2 separate regions of the Homo sapiens genome follow, and region 2 is linked to region 1. The links are chromatin loops, found by intact Hi-C in ENCODE. Cell type or tissue: sigmoid colon. All regions are shown on one strand.

Region 1 (2,500 bases):
CAGCACCATGCATGGCGGGGCGTGGGGCTTTGTGTTTTTCCTGCCTGTGGCCTGGAGCGCTGACAGCGCCTGCCCCTCTGCTCTCTCTGCAGCCTGGAGCACCGTCGTGGGTCTGCTGTACCACAGCATGCACTACTACCTGAACAACATCTGGCCCGCCCACACCAAGTGAGTCTCGGGGGTGCTCAGCTCAGGGGCGTGGGTGTGCGTGGGTTTGCTGGGTGGCTGGCCACAGGGATGCCCGCCCCACACGCACAACACTGAGAACTCTGGACACGAGTACCGGGCGCTTCACTGCTCGGGCAAGGAAACGTGAAGCGTTTTGAAGGCCACTTGGGAACTGCAAGGCTGGGGCCAGGCTGGTGGAGTGGAGGTCAGGAGCACGGGCCAGAAGACCCTACCCACCCGCCTGGACAGAACTGTGTGACCTTGGGCAAGGGACTTAACCTCTCTGAGCCTCAGTTTCCACTGCTGTGTAATGGAAGACAACAGACCTGTCTGTGTCAGTCATGGGCAAACACACAGATGGGCAAAGCCATTTCACATCAGCTTAAGTGGAAGGCCAGGAAACTGAGGGCTCAGGGGACTGAAAAGGGAGGAGCAGGTGGGCCTCAGTCATGGCTGGACCCGGGGACCCCGAGGACGCCGTCTAGACCTGCTCTGTCTGCCCCCTGCCTCTGCTGTCCTCCAGACAGGCCCCTCCATAGGAGCAGAGCTGGCTCCTGCAGCATCGCCTCATGTGGGTTTGGGTCCTGAGAACCCAGAAGGAGAGCAAGGAGGGTGGGGACCATGAGGGGGGCGGCGAGGCTGGGGAGGATGAGGGAAATGAGGAGGGAGGGGAGGGGATGCCTCTTTCCTGAGGAATGTAGTCCTAAATTTTGTGATCTGGAGGAAACACCGTCTTCTGCGTCAGATTTCTTGGGGAAAGCCTGCATGCTTACCGATTTCCTCCTAATGAAAGAAAGTGGGGGGCCTGCCACTCTTTATGTGTGATTTCCAAAATTCTTCAGGAAAATGGTCAAAGAAAAATGCAATCTATTTTCCTCAAAAAGATGCCATCTCAGTTATTTGGGGAGATCTTTCCAAGATAGTGAATGAAAAGGTGACCCTTCCTTGGCCCCTCCTGCTGAAGTTTCCACCAGGAAGCTGGCCTTGCTGTGAAATATATGAGACGTGCATTTGTGAGGTGTCGCTGTGTCTTGTGCGGCCACAGTGAGAACCTGCGTGGGAAAGCGGCATCCGTGCCACGGCCCACAACGTCACAAAGGCGGGAGGATTGCTTCCAGATGCAGGGTGCACACATTTCAGGGGCAATTCACTGTGACCACCAGAATCTGACTCCAGCCAGGTGTCAGCCAGCTCTTTCATGAAGGGCCAGCTTGTAAATCGGCTTGGCTTTCCAGAACTCTGCCCTCACAGGGTGAAGGCAGCCAGAGACACTACGTGGGGAAATGGGGGAGTGGCTGCCTTCCAATACAGCTTTATTTACAAAACCAGGCGGCCAGCCCAAGAGCTGCAGTTTGCAGATCTTTGCCAGACCCTCTATTAGATCAGCGCTGGCAGGGATGGGCAGAGGAGAGGCCGGCGGGGCCTGCTCTGGGGAGCCCACAGCCTTGCAGATGGAAGACAGTCTGTCTCGCCTGTCCCCAGGGCCTCAGCCTTCACTCTCCCTCTGCTGTCCTCACGGACCCAGGTGTCTGCAGACAGGACACTGGAGCCCCAGGATGCAGGCCACTGTGTCCCAGAACAATGCAGCTAACTCTGACGTCCCCCTGCAAACCGAGGGCCTGGAAATTGGACAGCCAAGTCATCCCTGGTTCGTCAGCATTGACACCAGCCCCACAACATGTTCCATGAGCAGCACATTTACGTGCTGAAGCCAAAGCAGAACTGGCTGTGCAGCGATGGAACATGTTTTTCATTTGCAGTGAAGTTGGATCTTCAGCTCAGGTGAAGCTCTCTTCAGCACTTAGTGCAAAGATGCCTTGTCATCAAAATTCACCTGGAAAAAAATCATGCAAACAGCTCATCCAGTAAAGTCTCTGTACTTGTTACATTGTACCTGTGTACCTTGTACCTGTAGCAGAAGAGGTGGACGGAAGTGGAGGGGACAAAGAGTTTGGTTCACAGGTGCCCTCCTTATCTGTGTGACCCTGGGCAAGTGACTTGAGCCTGGAGGCCTGTGTTCTCCTCTTAAAACAGGAGTAATAATAGCACTGATTTCTGAGGATTGCCAGGAGGACTGAATGAGTTAATGGTGTAAGTAGGGCTTGGTTTTCTTAAACATGACATACAAGTGCCTGCTTTTGTGATTTTGTAAGCTGATTGGGCATTTGTGCCATTTTGCCTTTGAGGTAATTATCAAATCCTGGGCACGATGAGAAGCAGGTTAGTGCAGCTGCCGTGCGGGCAGCACGTTTATGTGCGCACATATGCCGGGTTCCTGCCAGCCTGCAGGGGACTTCCCTCCGTCTTTGTCTTTGTATTGTGTGCTGTCATC
Region 2 (2,500 bases), 62 kb after region 1:
TCGGTCACCATGGGGACCAGGGGCTGGTTCCAGAACCCCATGGAAACTTGGAATCCCGGACAGGCAGAGGTCTGGGGCCGAGTGGGGCTGAGTGGCTGCACACCTCAGCCTGCTCTGTTCTGGAAACCCGTGTTGCTGGGTTTGATGATGCACGCTTGTGTCTCATGGGTGGCGCTGGAATGGTCAACTCTGGGCATTTGGGTTTTTTTCTCTGCCTCTGGCCCAACATTAGACAGACCAGAATCTCAGATATTCTACTAGGAATGAAAGAATGTTCATCTTCCCCACCAGACAGAGGGGCGGGGAGGGAAGGCGTGGAGTGGGATGAGCTTGGCCACTCCAGGCCTTGGTACCATGATGACTTTTCCAACGTGAGGAGGGTCCAGGTGGCTGAGGCTGTTTGACTCCGCACTGATTTTGACATGATTCCACATACAGGCCTCTATGAACCCCTGACTATTCTCATGCGAAAAACCACAGCATATCTGCTTCTCCTGAAAGTTTAAAGACACTCTGGCATTAGCAATGCTTTCCCCTTGTTTCTGTAAGTCATCCAAAATTCTTCTTGGGTAGAGGCCAGCTATAACAAAATAAATAAAAGGATAATGAATGGATTGGATCTTTTGATGGAAACCATTTGGCCAACTTCATGACAAGAAGAACAAAGGGAAGAAAAAAAGAAACAACCTTTAAATTCTAGCTGAGATTTCAAGTAGCCATGGCCCAGGAGCCAAATTGAAAAGCTGTAACACTTTTATAGACGTTTATAGGTATTGCTTTTCTGGACTGACTGCAGCACTGAGATTAGGCAGTAGTGCCCTTCGGCAGGTAAACGTGTTCATTCCGAGCACAGCAGCTATATGGATTTTCTGTTCTGCCTCTTTCTTTACTCCTGAAAGATGCCATTAGATGGAATTTGGATGCTCTGGGGCCATGGCCTTCCATGTTCTGGGAGGCTCGTGGATTCCTGTGGATCGTCCCCCCGACCCTGAGGCTCCTGGAGCTGACAGAGCCCAGCAGGCCCATCCTCCATCTCTGACGTCACAGGCATCTGAGGGCAGGGCCATGCACTACGAGTCCATGATGTACCAGGCGGGGGAGCCAGTGGCTATTCTAGGAAAATTCCATCTCCAGGGCATGAAAAGACAGATAAAGATCAGTGTAACTCACCTGTGCTGAGTAACATGGTGGGTCACGGTGGGGCTCTGGAACCAGGATGTCTTGACCTGAGTCCTGAATTGGCCCCTTCCCAGCTCCGTCACTTGCCGTGAGTCCTCCAACCACCATGTGGCTTCGTGGCTTCATTTGTAAAGTGGGGCAAGAGTGTGCGCAGCTGGCAAGGGCTGAGCAATTGAATGACTTCACTCATGTAAAACAGAGCAGGACCAGGCGCAGGGCAGGTCCGTGGAAAAGGTTAACTATTGCCATCATTAGGAACCATCAAGGGGCTCACACACATGATCTCAGTGGAGGCTTCTAGCAGCCTGTGAGGGGGTGTTAGAGATGTCTGGATGCCAGCAACAGACGCTGACTCTGGTTCTCCTGAGCAGAAAGGTAGTTTATTGGAAGGATAAGGGGAGCACAATGTATCAGAGTGAAGTCATGAAAACAAGACAAAATCCAAGGTCTTAGAAAATATCTTATATGGTATTATTATATCATTTTTGTATTCGGCACAAAAAGGGCAGGCCAAAAATAAGCCCTAATGAGACAACTGTATAAAAACGTTTTGAGTAGCCTAATGAGTGAAAATTATTTAAAACGTGTTAATTATTATTGCATGTATGAAAGAATACAGGTCGCCTTGTTGCGATAGAAATGCCAAAGTCCCTTGCTTTCCAATAACATGGGCCTGAGAAAATTCAGTGTCACTCATCCACGACGATCCGATGTGGAGGTTCCTATTCCCACGGAGATGAAGCCACAAGCAAAGGCCTGTCCGTGTGCAGGTCTGTCCTGAGCATGAACATCCTGTCCCAGAGAGAAAATGCTCCCTCTGGGAAGAGCCTCCCTGGGCACCCCTTGGGTCCTTGGAGCCCTTCTGGGCCACATCTCTGCTTAGCGTTGGGGGACCTGTCACACCCGAGTGGGGTGACCACGGGCTCGCGACCTGTATGAGGCGAGACTCCAGCATTCTAGGGGATGACCGCAAAACCAGGCCCTCAGCAGAGGCCGCCTCCTTCCAGAGCCTTCTGTGGCTGGGCGGGGGTCTCCAGGCAGCTCCGCAGCCCCCGCAAATACCCCCTGGTGCTGAGTCCGCTTATACAGACAGAGACGAAGGGCAGCGACAGCGTTTTTGTTTTCTGAAGTGGGAGGGTCTCGTGACCGCAGCTCAGGAGGAAAACGAGGCGCCGGCTTTGCAGGTGGGTAGGAGTTTGTGTTGTACTCGGAGGCTGGGAGCCCCTGGGGCTTCTGTAGGGAGAGGCGGTCTGAGACGCGCTTTAGAAGTTGACCTGCTGCTCTGCGGGGACTCGGTGCGGGAGACGAGTGGAGGCTGCTG

What was found. Hi-C counts contacts between places; a loop is a spot of excess contacts. Peaks named below come from ENCODE experiments on the same cell type or tissue, not always from the same donor. Only the 100,000 strongest peaks of a DNase experiment are listed, where the experiment ranks them.
Region 2: it touches region 1 in a loop (9-fold over the local background); 2 of 110 quality-filtered maps call a loop at or near these places.

What each region holds. Positions count from the first base shown.
Region 1 is chr12:131,005,880-131,008,379 of GRCh38, forward strand. ADGRD1 (adhesion G protein-coupled receptor D1) reads left to right here. Exons shown (of 25, transcript NM_198827.5): 12 at 93-168. Among named protein-coding and RNA genes, the nearest start is that of ADGRD1-AS1, 13 kb to the left of the region's middle. In sigmoid colon, no CTCF peak of the experiment used is centred here; a DNase peak (open chromatin) is centred at 1,512.
Region 2 is chr12:131,068,123-131,070,622 of GRCh38, forward strand. All of the region lies in intron 13 of ADGRD1 (adhesion G protein-coupled receptor D1), which reads left to right. Among named protein-coding and RNA genes, the nearest start is that of ADGRD1-AS1, 75 kb to the left of the region's middle. In sigmoid colon, no CTCF peak of the experiment used is centred here; a DNase peak (open chromatin) is centred at 1,039.